2 separate regions of the Homo sapiens genome follow, and region 2 is linked to region 1. A link is a contact called in ENCODE Hi-C data. All regions are on one chromosome and are shown on one strand. The core of a region is the stretch at or near the end of the contact, and the rest is flanking DNA. Distances in the headings are between cores, read along the strand shown. Region 1 holds the start of MYH14 (myosin heavy chain 14). Region 2 holds the start of MYREM (MYBPC2 cis regulating lncRNA enhancer of myogenesis).

Evidence for each region. A loop is a pair of places that touch in the nucleus more often than their neighbours do. Pooled maps may share reads with other maps.
Region 2: a loop to region 1 is called in a map of gastrocnemius medialis, with 2.3 times the contacts of the local background. The contact joins the promoter of MYREM here to the promoter of MYH14 in region 1. A Hi-C loop is called at or near these places in 1 of 168 maps with a recorded cell type or tissue (gastrocnemius medialis) and 3 of 50 pooled maps.

What each region holds. Positions count from the first base shown.
Region 1 is chr19:50,199,075-50,205,803 of GRCh38, reverse strand. It overlaps MYH14 (myosin heavy chain 14), which reads right to left and starts at 2,182. Exons shown (of 43, transcript NM_001145809.2): 1 at 2,133-2,182. LOC124904746 (a long non-coding RNA gene) reads left to right here and starts at 1,828. Exons shown (of 3, transcript XR_007067298.1): 1 at 1,828-1,991. RefSeq lists a silencer at 361-460.
Region 2 is chr19:50,484,897-50,491,625 of GRCh38, reverse strand. MYREM (MYBPC2 cis regulating lncRNA enhancer of myogenesis) reads left to right here and starts at 2,733. Exons shown (of 2, transcript NR_186349.1): 1 at 2,733-4,234; 2 at 4,438-4,816. EMC10 (ER membrane protein complex subunit 10) reads right to left here. Exons shown (of 7, transcript NM_206538.4): 7 at 755-6,729.

The DNA.
Region 1 (6,729 bases), core at 933-3,432:
TACAGACCCCAGAATCCGGGCTTGCAGCCCCCTCCTCCCCTAAGACCCCAGCTCTGCAGTCCTGGCCCCAGTCCTTTCCTCCCCCAGGACCCAGAAGTTCGGGCTCGCGGCGCAGTCCTTCCTCAGACCTGGGACAGCCGGCCCCCAAGGCCCCTTCTCAGATCCAGGAGTCTGAGAGCCCCGTACCCATTCCCCTGGACCCAAGCGCCTGTGTCGCCGCCCCCTCAACTCGCAGATCCTCGGGGCTACCTGGGGGCGCCGACCGGAGCGGGGAGATGGGGTGAGGGCGCGGGAATCCCCGTTCTCTTCAGGTGCAGCGACCTCCGCGGTCCAGCGCAGGGCGGGGCCCCGTCGCGTCACAGGGCGGGAGCCCGGCTCTGATGTCACCCAGCACCTGCCCGGCTGGGAACGGGGCGGGCCTGGAGCTTCAGGGCCTCTGACGGGGGCCGGGGGAAGGCGGGGGTTGAGCCTGTTGCCAGGTGGGCGGCGGCGGCGGCGGCGCCAGGGGCTCCTCCCCCTTATGGAGGGCAAAGGTCGAGGGCCCGCCGCGGAGAAGGCTGAGGATTCCCGGGATTCAAACCCCGCTGGAGCTTCCTGGGCCTCAGCTTTCCCTGCTGTGCATTGCGGCCAGTGAAATTAATAAAACGACGTTCAGAAAGTTCCCCAGCCCAGTGCTTCATCATTAATCTCCCTGAGCCTCAGTTTCCCAACTGCGGGAAGGGAACAACAAAATCTATAGACAGTAAGAGTACCAAAGAAGAGGACAATGGTATTCTGTCCTGAGCTTCAGTCTCGGGAGTGAAATAAAGACTACATGGTGATAAGAGTACCTACTATGTGTCGGGTATTTTCTCCTCTTAGAACAGCTCTTTGAGATCATAAAATGATTTAAAAAAAAAAAAAGAGGGAGAGACAGGGTCTCTCTCTGTTGCCCAGCTTGGAGTGCAATGCCACGATCATGGCTCACTGCAGCCTTGACCTCCTGGGCTCAACCGATCCTCCCTGCTCAGCCTCCCGAGTAGCTGGGACAGCAGGGTCACGCCACCACGCCCGGCTAACTCTTTTACTTTTTGTAGAGACGAAGTCTCGCTGTGTTGCCCAAGCTGGTCTCGAACTCCTGGGCTCAAGCGATTCTTTCGCTTCCACCTCCCAAAGTGCTGGGATTACAGGCCTGAGCCACTGCGCCCGGCCTAGAATAACCTCAACAACCAATGACATAGGGGTGATCAGCATGTCCATTTCTCTGATGTGGAAACTGAGGCAGGAAGGGTCAAAGTAAGGCACTCAAGATCACACAGCGTAAGAGGGAGGTCTGGAATTCAAGCCTATACCGTTTTCTGCCATTCTAAAGGAGGGGGTCTGGAAAGAACTTGTAGCAGGTCCCTAAAGACATGAATTTCTGCGTCCCAGTTGGTGATTACTACCAACCTGCTTCCCCATCTATGCCACAGGGACCACCGCTTTCCTTAGGGGACTCCTGTGGGACTGAAAAGGTTAAAGGACCCAGCACACAGTTGGTCTCTGGAGTGTTCTTCTCCACCAGGTCCCCCTGCAGTCACCAATTCGGCCCAGTCTCAGCCTTCCCCTCTCTGTATAATGGGTACAATATAACTCACCTCGAGTCAACACGATAAGGAAAGGAAATTATTTAGTTATAAAAAATAAAAGCGTCCAAGTACATCATAGGTTCTCAAATATGTCCTTCCCTACCCCTCCGCCTCTTCCAGTCACGACCCCTCTCTCTGGCCTCCGATTCTGACACGTGAGAACAGAGACATGTCATGCTGGGGGCGGGGGACTGGAGGCGATGACTCAGGTATTAAAGCGGCCGAGGTTCCAAAGACAGCCTCAGTTTCCCCTTCTGCGGAACAGGCCCGGGGCTGACAACGAGGACCCCGACCGGGCCTCGCACACGGCGGCAACTGGAGTTGGGGGAGTGTAGACGTCCCGCCCCCCCACCTCCCTCGCCGCCGTCCCGCTGCGCGCCCAAGGTGAGTGTCCGCGTCACCTCCCCGCCGTCCCCGGCCGCCTGCCCGGGCTCCCGGGCCCCGATCGCAGCCCCCAGGCTCCAGCTTCCCCTGGCTCAGTCCCGTTCCGCCGCCCCCGGAGGGCTGCCGGCCCCGGGCACTCACCGGCTTCCAGGGCCGTCCCGAGGCTTCGGCCTGGGGAGAAAGAGGGGCGTGTCCGCCAGGACAGCCCCGCCCCCAAGAGAGCAGCAGAGGCCAATCGGCGCCCGCTGCGGCAAGCTACGGCCCCGCCCCTGGGGGACGGGAGCCGCCAATCAAAAAGAGCGGCTGGCGGGCTGGGCCAATCAGAAGTTGTCGAAGGGTGCCAGCCGTGGGAAAAGAACGCGGCCCGGGCGCGGAGCTAGGCGGCGCGGTCGGGGGTGGAAGCCGAGGCCTGATGGGCACGGGGCGCCACCAATAGCGAGGCGCGGGGGGCGGCCGGGGGCGGGAGGCCCAAGGGGCCAGGGTGAATGGGCCGCTTTGTGCGCAAGGCATGAATGGGGGCCTTTGTAAGGGCCGGCGTGGGGGGGCCGACCGAAGGCCGGAATGCCTGGGTCCCCCGGGACCCGGCGGGCAGGAGAGACAGGAGACAGAATTCACTTTTGTCGAACGTAGACCATGTACCAGGCACCCTCCCAGGCTCTCACCCACCGGGGAGGTGTGGGCCGTGATACTATCGGAATAACAATGATCGTTTATCAAGCACTTCGATGTAGACCGGGAGCTGTGCTAAGCGCCTTACCTGCATGATCTCATTTAATCCTTACAACGAAGCCCTTGAAATTGGTGCTATTAAGATCTTCATCTTCTAGATGAGGTAACCCCAAGCTTAGAAAGAGGGTGTTAATTGCAGAAAGTCACAGAGCTGGCCGATGGCAGAGCAAGGACTCAGATCCAACCAGAAGTTGTGCTTTTAACCGCCATGCTATGCCCAAACGTGGTAATGATTCCCCATTTACAATTTACAGATGGGAAAACTGAGGCTCAGGAGAGCCAAAAGACTTCCCAAGGTTGGAAGGGTGCCGTGGCTCACACCTGTAATCCCAACACTTTGGGAGGCCAGGGTGGGAGGATCACTTGAGCCCAGGAGGTCAAGACCAGCCTGGGCAACATAGGCCCCATCTCTATTTAAAAGGAAAATAAAAAGAGCCAAGGGCACAAAGGAATGGCTCCACTGAACCCAAGGAGGCCTGCCAGCTTGGCTCGGCTGCTCAGCAGCTGTGTGGGCTCAGGCCAGTTGCTGGACTTTTTTGAGATTCCATTTATTTCTGCACTCGTAAAATGGGAGTGATGGACTGTCTGCCTTCACCCTTGCTCTCCCTACAGTCTACTCTATTCAGATGGGGCCTTTCCTCTGTTCAGAGCCTTCCATGGCTCCCATTTCACTCAGTAAAAGTCTAAGAACTCACCATGGCCAATGAGGTCCTGCGGGATGTGGCTGGCCCTTTTGCTCTCTCTGATCTCACCCCCAGGCCCTCCCCTTCATACTGCTCCAGCTACACTGGCTCAATTTCTCAAACCAGGAGGCCTGGTGCTGCCCCAAGGCCTTTGCATTCTCTGTTGGGTCCACCAGGAATGCTCTTCCCCAGGTTTTGCATGACAACCTCTCTCCCACATCATCCGTTCTGCTCCAATATCACCTCTTCCAAGAGGCCTTTCCTGGCCATCCTATATAAGACAGTTCCTCTCATCACTCTCTCTCGTTTAACCCCGCTTTGCTTTTTCTCATAGCACTGGGAGTGTTTGCTAATTTATCTGTTTATCATCTGTCTCCTCACTAGAATTTAAGTCCCACGAGGACAAAGATCTTTATTTTGTTCAGTGCCGAATCCTCAGTGCCTGGCACACAGTAGGTGTTTAATAAGTGTTTGTTGAGTAAATGGTAATGAGTGCTTGTATTGAGTGGATTAAGTGAATTAGTGCCTACAAAGCTCTTAGTACAGTCCTGGCACCAGGGAAAAGGCTGAATAAGAAAGTACTGGCCAGGAGCGGTGGCTCACGCCTCTAATTCCAGCACTTTGGGAAGCTGAGGCAGGCAGATCACTTGAAGTCAGGAGTTCGAGAGCAGCCTGGCCAACATGGTGAAACCCCGTCTCTACTAAAAATACAAAAATTATCCAGGCATAGTGGCCCACGCCTGTAATCCCAGCTTTTCGGGAGGCTGAGGCAGGAGAATCACTGGAACCCAGGAGGCGGAGGTTGCAGTGAGCGGAGATAGCACCACTGCACTCCAGCCTGGGTGGCAGAGTGATTCCATCTCAAAAAAAAAAGAAAGAAAAGAAAAAGAAAATACTGATTATCATGACTATTGCCATTTATTGTCCTACAAACAGCATGCAGGAGAGAAACTATATACATACGAAGTCTAGCGTACGAGCAAGAAGCCAAAGAAATATGAAAGGAAATGTTGGGAGATAAGAGATGGGCAGAAAAGAGACAAGAGAAGCTGGAGTTGGGTGCTGAGGGCAGACACAGATTCAAGCATCCAACTCCCAATGCACTTGCTCAGCAACAGCAAAGGTGAATCACAGGACCATCCCTGTGGTCATAGTGTCAAGATTGCCATGGCTTTGAGATTGCCACAGCCACCTTCCACTTCTTTGCAGATGGGGAAACAACATCCTGGGGAGAAAAGGACCTTTCTGAGAGTACTCGCAGTGATAACACAGCTCACAGTTGTGAGGTCTGATTGTGTGCTGGAAACATGACTGTCATTATGTCAGTGCATCCTCATGCCAGCCCCGTGAGGCTGGCATGGTCATTACCCCACTTTATAGGCTAGCAACATGTCCAGGGTCTCCTGACTACTGCTAATGGCGGATCTGGGCTCCAACTCCTAGGAAACAGGCCCCTGCAGGCATCTGTCTTAACCAAGACAGAGCTGAGGGCTCCTGTCACTCTGGCTGGAGCGTGCTCCATGGAAACATCCTACAGTAAAGATAATGAGTGCTGCTGTGTATGGAGTGCTGACTGTGTGCTGGACATTTTGCCCTTTTATGTATTAACTCATTGGATTCTCTCCACAACCCTACGAGGCTGGTGCTTTTATTATCCCCATTTGATGGATAGAAAACTGAGGTCCACGCCAGGCACAGTGGCTCACCCCTGTAATCCCAGCAATTTTTGGGGCTGAGGTGGGAGGATCACCTGAGGCCAGGAGTTTGAGACCAGCCTACCCAACATGGTGAAACCCTATCTCTACTAAAAATACAAAAATAAGCCAGGCATGACAGTGGGCGCCTGTAGTCCCAGCTACTTGGGAGGCTGAGGCAGGAGAATTGCTTGAGCTCGGGAGGTGGAGTTTGCAGTGAGCCAAGATTGTGCCATTGCACTCCAGCCTGGGTGACAGACTGAGACTCTATCACAAAAAACTCAAAAAAAAAAAAAAAAAAAAGAGAGAGAAGAAAGAAAGAAAGAAAGAGAAAGAAAGAAAAATTGAGGTCCAGAGACATGAAAGTCCTGTTCCCAACGGTGCTAGGAAAGAGTATGGACTGGGACACAACAGAATTTCAAACAGGAAAGAAGGCACTGGGCACCCACATTTTAACTATAATCTGCCTGGTAACTGGTGATGTCATCAACACTACCCAGGGCTAGATTTAGCCTGGGATTACCCAGGTAGATTTACCTGGCAACTTGTGATATCATCATGCCCACCAGGTTCTAAATTGACCTCATAATTGGAGATGTCATCAATTCTGCTCAGTCTATGAGGTAATTGATGACATCACTGAGTGATAGTAATGAGCTTTCTTTTGCGGAGGGCATTCTATGTGGTGGACGGCTGTATCAGCATTTTGAAAGTTGCTGGTATTTATTGAGTGCTTACTGTGTTCCAGGCACAGTTCTAAGCCCCTTCTGTGTGCTAAATCCTATAATCCTCCTGATAACGCTAAGTGGTAAGTTCTAATGTCAAACCCATTTTACAGATGAGGACACTGAGGCACAGCTGACCAAGGTTGCACAGTTTAAAGGTGGCAGAGCCTGCATTCAAATCAATGTAGTCTGCACAGTTTAAAGGTGGCAGAGCCTGAATTCGAATCAATGTAGTCTGGCTGTAGAGCTTGGGCTGCACAAAGCCAGCAGAGGGAGGCTGAGACCCAGAAAATCAAGTCCAAAGGAGGCACTCCACTGCCTCTAAGTTCTCCATCTGTCCTCCATCCAGGCCTGCCAGAGAAGGTCCTCAGGATAAAGCCCCAAACTCATTATCTCAGGGATCAAGGCCACCCCGTCAGCCATCCCTCTCTGAACTCCAGGCACTGGGATCATTCACATTAAATTGTGAGTCCTTGGCTGTCCAGGGCTGACCCCTCTGTGGGTCCTGTGGGTATCAGCTGCAGCAGAGAGGGAACCCAGACAGTGAAGGGGGATGGAATACCACGACGGGTGTGTGCCGGGGAAAAGGAAAGGGGAATATGGGGGCATTCTGAGCCTCCAGGGAAGCTGGATTCCCACCAGCTGGCACAGCCCCCAGACGTGACCTCGTTATGCAGAATCTGAGTAAGGAGCAGCACAGGTGTGGGGAAAGCCAGCAAGGAACTAAGCTGATGAAAACAAAAAGCTGTCAGCACCAAAAGACAGGGTGAGAAAAAAAGAAAAAGAAGATAAAAAGTTGGAGCTGAAAGGGGAAGAGACGGGAGAACCAAGGACAGGGCAGCTTTGTGGAAGAGAGTTTGGGGGGAAATTTTGAGCAAAAAAAATTAGGGAGCAGTTTCCATGCCTG
Region 2 (6,729 bases), core at 1,484-3,983, 290 kb before region 1:
GTCTCTGACACACTCTATTTCTCCCATCCTCCCCTCCATGGGGCTTTCCTGTTTCCTTTCCATCCTCACCTTCACTCGCTCTTTCCTCTCCGTTTTCTCCCTCACCCCACAAGCTCTCTCCCCTCGCCTCTAGTCCCCCAAGTCCTTCCCAGCTCCGCCTCTCCATGCCCGCTCCTTCCTTTCCAGTTCCTCTGCCAGTCATTGTCCTTGACCCTTCCCTCTCCTCGTCTCTGCTCCCACCGGCTCGTCTGAGCCTGGCGCTGACAGCCTTCTCCCCACCCCGCCCAACCCCACCCCCGACTCCCGCCATCCCCTCGCCTCCTGGTCCCTGTCCCCCTCCCGCGTCCCCGTCTTCTTGATGACTCCAACAGCTGCAGCTGCAGAGGCCCCGAGGCCCCTCGGAGGAGACTGGGCAGGGAGGGCTCCTCCGCATGCTGGGATATTTTTATCCTGCCTTGGACGATCGGGACGATTGGTCCTGCAATCTGTTTCACCCTTTAAGAAACTCATTTCATGTCCTGCCAGGTCCTGGGACCATAAGCTCGCGTGTCTCCACAGTTGCACATTCCCGTCCGTCTGCAGCTCATTATCTGGGCCACAAGGACGTTACCCCATGACTTGGAAGGACGCGCCATCACGCAGGAGGTCACAAAGTGGACGGCAGGAAAGCCAGCCTTCCCTCTTCTGCCTTCCTCCTCACCTCTCTCTCTCTCTCTCAGTACTTTGTTCTTGTTAATATCAGTGTATCAATGAGCCTGGTTTTTTGCCTTTTATTATTATTATTAACATAGTGAGCACAGGCGTTTCGTACTCTGCGTCTGATTTTCCAGCAGCGAAGCCTCTGCCATCCGCCCCACCGTCCCGCTGGCTCTTGCTCATTGTCTTTCCCTTCCCTGCTTGCCTGCTCCCTCACGCCCCTGCTCTGCGTGTTGGATGTGAAAAGGATGTCAGGGACTAGGCGGAGGGCATGTTCCTCCGAGCCCAGGCTGCACCTTGGCACAGTGGAGGGTCCACCCACCCCAGGTAGCCCAGGTGAGGCCCCTGGGTCCCCCTGTCACTCAGGCTGTCCACATGAAAGTCCAGATGTCTCCGACCAACAGATCCCTGGGAGAAAGGACGTGACGCTGCCGCTTCACCGGGATGGGTTCCCACGTCCCTCCGCGTTGACCCACAGCTTCCTTACGGTCTTGTATGTAGTTTGATGCTTTTAAGGGCCGGCCACGGTGGCTCAACGCCTGTAATCCCAGCACTTTGGGAGGCCAAGGTGGGCGGATCATGAGGTCAGGAATTCGAGACCAGCCTAGCCAAAATGGTGAAACCCCGTCTCTACTAAAAAATACAAAAATTAGCAGGCACGATGGCGGGCCCCTGTAATCCCAGCTACTTGGGAGGCTGAGGCAGGAGAATCGCTTAAACCCGGGAGGCGGAGTTTGCAGTGAGCCGAGATCGCGCCACTGCACTCTAGCTTGGGCAACACAGCAAGACTCCGTCTCAAAAAAAAAATTGTTAAGACTATTTTATCCAGGTTCCTACTTGTTTTCAGTTATGGGGTTGGGGGCGGGGTGGGAGGGCAATGACCTGACACAGTGTTACCGGATGAGGAGTCTGGTCTTGCTTTGCTTTCTCTGCCTTTTCTGTCTTGTCATTGGCTCTCCCGCCCTCCTACACGCACCCCGCCTGTTGCTTCTCTCATTCTCCAGTTCCCTTCCAATCCCCCTTCACTTCTCTTTACTCCCCTCCCCCAGGTCAGTGCTCGGCGTTTCCTCCCTCTTTCTGTTCTCCCATCCTCCCGGGCAGCTGTCTCTGTCCTGTTCTGTCTCCTGTTCTCCCGCCCCTCCAGCTCCTTCCCTTCCTCCTTTCTCCTGGGCCCTTCTCTGCCGCACCTTCCACAGCTGCTCTGTTCCTCCCCATCCTCGTCTAGTCCCATTCGTTGTCCTTTCTCTCCCTGGGTCACAGAGATGGCCCCGGGGTGGCTGCGCCCTGTTGAGGCAGGGAACGTTTCTGCTGCATGGCCGAGTTCCCAACCTGGACCCGCCGGGTCTGGCAGCCTGTCCCCGCAGTAGCCTGGGCTGTGCCCACGACACCCCCGCCGCCCAGCTACCCGGCCCTCTCCGTGCCTCACACTGGCTCCTAACCTGCTTCACGTTCCTGCTTCCTGCCCCGGTCTCTGGGCTGACGCTGTCTTAGGGGCGCCCCCTCCTCAGCTGGAGGGGCATGGTCCTCTGTCGCTACTTCCAATCCTCTCTCCCTTCTTTCTCTCCATATTGCTCTTCCACACTCATGCACCTCTTCTTTCCTTTCTGCTTTTTTTCTCGCTCACTCACCCGCTGGAGTGCAGTAGTGCAGCCTCCACCTCCCAGGCTCCAGTGATCCTCCTGCCTTAGCCTCTCAAAGTGCTGGGACCACAGGTGCGAGGCACCATGCCCGGCCTGTTCTTTTCTCTCTGCCCTTTTTTGTATTTTTTCCTTTCTCCTTTCCTTCTTCCCTAATGTCTGTCTCTCTCCTTCCCTTCTTAACTTCCCTTCTCTCTCCAGCCCTCTCCTACCCTCCTTTTCTCTTTTCCCCTATCTCCAGCCCTCTCCTACCCTCCTTCCCTCCCTCTTTCTCTCTCCCCCTCCGCACCGCTCCATCTCCCTCTCGGTCCAGTCCGCTGTCTGTGCCCCCTCTCTGTTCCGTTTTCTCTCCCACCCTTCTTCCCTCTCCCATTTCTTCTCTTTTCCCCTCTTCCTGTTCTCTTTTTCTCGCTGTCCTCTCTGTGGCCACCCTCCTTTTTCTCACTTCTGCTCTCCCTGTCCGGCTCTTCTCTCTCCTCTCTCCCTTCTAGCAGATTCTCTGGCTGTTTCCTCTCCTCTCCCTCTGTGCTCCTCCCTCCTCCTCTCTCCTCCCAGCCACTATCCTCTCTCTTCACCCTCTTCTCTTTCTGTCTCATGGTCTCCTCCTAGCTCTTTTCCTTCCCAGTTCCTAGCTCTCTCCTTTCTCTTTCCTCTTCTCTGGCTGGAGCTCCCCGCTCCTCCATCCCTCCCTCTCCCGGGGCCCCCTCTCCCCCACCCTCTTCTCCCCCAACACCCTCTCCCCCACCCACTTCTCCCTAGGACGCTCCCTCCTTCACCCGTTTCTCTGCTTCCCTCTTCTCCGAGCTCACCAGCCATGGCACCCACCCTCTCCCTCTCTTCCTTCCTGTCCCTTTTTTCACCCCCTCGTCTTTCTTTCCTCTTCTGTTTTTTCTTCTCTTTCCACTTCTGACCCCCTACACTGTTTCCTTCTTTCTCCCTCTTCCTCTCTCCCCTCCTGCTCTGGCCATCTTTTCTTTTTTTTTTTTTTTTTTTTTTTGAGACGGAGTCTCGCTCTGTCGCCCAGGCTGGAGTGCAGTGGCGCAATCTCGGCTCACTGCAAGCTCCGCCTCCAGGGTTCACGCCATTCTCCTGCCTCAGCCTCCCGAGTAGCTGGGACTACAGGCGCCTGCCACCATGCCCTGCTAATTTTTTTTTTGTATTTTTAGTAGAGACAGGGTTTCACCGTGTTAGCCAGGACGGTCTCGATCTCCTCACCTCGTGATCTGCCTGCCTTGGCCTCCCAAAGTGCTGGGATTACAGGCGTGAGCCACCGTGCCCGGCTCTTTCCTCCTGCTTTTTTCCTACACTCTCTCCTCCCTCCTCTCCTCCCTCTTTCTCCTGTTTGATTTCCACCTCTTTTCTCTCCTCTCTCCTCTGAATCTGCCTCTTCCTCTTCTCACCTCCCTCTTCCTTCCCTGTCTCTCCCCCTTGGGTCTCTCTTCCTTCCCTCTCTCTGGTTTCTCTGTCTCTGCCCTGTCCTTTCCTTTCCCTCCTCTCTGGACCTGTCTCCTCTCCTGGCTCTCTCTCCTTCAAGCTCTCACTCCCACTGGCCTCCCTCCCGGGAGCCCCGTCTCCTCCGTCTCCAGGTGGCCCCTGCATCCCTGCCTGGTGGGCCTTTGCCTCCCTCTCCTGTTCCTGCCTTGCCTGCTCCCAGGTTTCCAGGTCCTGACCAGGAGGCAGGAGTCCATACCGAGGCCCAAACAGGCTAGCCCTGAGCAGGGCCCCCAAGCCTGAGGCCCAGGAGTGGACAGACCTTTGTGACACCCATTCTCTCTTCCTTTTCCATCTGTCCGGAACTCTGGACACTGCCTGGAGGAATCAGGCCTGCCGTAGGCCCAGGAAGGCGGAAACAAAGACGACGCTCAGAGACAGGAAGCAACTTGCCTAAAGATACACAGCACGTAAGGAGCAGGGACAGGACTGGGTGGGGCCCCTGGGGTTGGCCAGGAGTGGGCTCCTGAATCTGCCGATCCCTGGCCTCCTATCTGAGCTCAGTGAGCAGCGGATGACGCCTTTCTGCTCCATTCCGCTCCCTTCCCAACTCTTCCTCTGACAACATGAAGCACCTCAGCACTGAGGGGACCTCACCTGAATTCCATTTCAGAAATGAGAAAATTGGTGCCCAATGTTTCTGAAGACCAGCAACTGCTAAGACAGAGACTTCGAGGGAACCCGACCTTGCCTGAAGGACCAACAGCGCCCCCTGCAGGACACTTCCCTCCATTGAGAGAAGCCACAGGCGCCGGCCTGAGGCATTCTGAGTGCGTGGAATCCTCTATTACCACCTCCTGGCAAAGAACGGAGCTGCAACCCAGCTATATGAGACACCGAGAATGATCTCAACAAAAAGGAACAGTGACCAGAATGCCTGGGGGAGGAACAGGGGATACTGGGTGGAAGGAGGGGAGAGGGAGAAGTTGTAATATTTTGTAAAAATGAACATTTTTACTCCTAATCAATATACAAACATCATGCTCAGCAAACTTCTTGGTATGAAACTTCTGAACTTCACACATTTTCAAGTCATTCTATGGGTGGGTGGATTGGCTCCCATGGAAATGCAACTGGGACTGCACATGGGAAACAAAGGAAAATGGAATTTGGTTCACACAAACCTGTTTGGGAGATTGCATTTCCAGGAAATGGGCCAAATTGAGTTTGTTTCCTTTGTAACAACATTGTTGTGCCTTGCTGACTGGAAGGTGGGTACAAATAAAGGAGGATGGACTGACAGCTGAAGAGGCACCAGTAATTAGCCCCTAATCCTTACCAGGGAGTCTCTCTGATGGGTTAAAGAAGCCTACAGAGGCCAGGGGCGGTGGCTCACACATGTAATCCCAGCACTTTAGGAGACTAAGGTGGATCGCTTGAGGTCAGGAGTTCAAGACCAGCCTGGCCAACATGGTGAAACCCGGTCTCTACTAAAAATACAAAAATTGGCTGGGTGTGGTGGCACACGGTTGTAATCCCAGCTACTCAGGAGGCTGAGGCAAGAGAATTGCTTGAACCTGGGAGGTGGAGGTTGCATTGAGCCAAAATTGAGCCACTGCACTCCAGCCTGGGTGACAAGTGAAACTCCATCCCACAAACACACCTGCCCCCCACCCACCAAAAAAAAAGGAGCCTATAGTTTCCAGTAGACAATTTGGGGTTAGTAAAGAATTTTACAAAATACTAAATGTAGTCTTGTATATTTTAGGATTGTTTGCCATGCAACTATGTACTGGGAGCACCTAAATGCCCACATGAAACCCTAGGCTGGGAAGAGGAAGGCTTTCGCAATGCCACGCAGCCGATAACATTTTCTGGTGGCAGGAAATGGGAGGGAGCAACCCCTCCTGGAGCATTTACCTTGCCAGGTGCTCTCACATCTTAGACCAGAAGTCACGAGGCTAGGATGAGGGTCCAGGAGGCAGAGAATGAGGATTGAGTTAGGGTCAGGACAGTGGACACAGAGAGGAGGAGACACAGAAGGATGGGTTGGGACTCTATCCTGGGGGAGGTGAGAGGCCACGCGGAGGGCTGTGAGCAGGGGAGTAGTGAGGTCAGCTCTAGTGTCAGGAAGCTCTCCATTAGGGGGATGGACTGAGGGGGGGATGTTGGGGGCTGGGAGGCCAAAGAGGAGGCTGGGCCGATGGTCCAGGTGGCAGAGGACGAGGCTTGAGCTGGGACCAAGGCCATGGAGACAGAGGTGACGGGATGAGGCCAGGAAGAACTTTAGGGGTAGGTATGGTGGTGCATAGGAGAACGTGATTGGGACAGGGCAGTGCTCTGGTCCATGAGGTTGGGCAGGTGATGGCACCACTCACTGGAACAAAGATCCCTGGAGGAGCACCCGATCCGGGCAGGTGGGAGGCACTGGCTCCTTTAGTGGCCCCTGAGGCACATCCTGGGGAAGGAGCCCAGGAGGCAGCTGGGGCCATGAGTCTGGAGATCAGGGGTGGGATCTGAGCTGGAGATGAGTTGGGGAATCGCTGGTGAAGAGGGGCTGTCTGGAACCTCCAGGGTGAAGGGATGGGGCAGACACCTGGAGTAGCAAGGGGGAAGCATGCACCACCATCACACACACATCCCTCTCCCCCAGCAAGGTGGGGCCCCACCGGGCCATGTCTTCCACAGACACATATGTGTGCAAAATGATGCAGCAGAACAGGGGGACTCCTGCAGTGCTGCTTAGAACTACTCAAATCCAGCAACACACTCTTACACCAGAGATGGAATAAGATGGCACCTTATACCAGAGATGGAAACTGCCCCAGCTATGTCAAAAGAAGGTGGGGGAAAAGAGCAACACTTGCAAAACTGTTGACATGTGCATCTGCTTGTTTCTGTGGAGAGTATCTGCAGCATACCAGGGGACAGAAAACTCAGGCTGCCTCCAGGGAGGGGAAGTGGG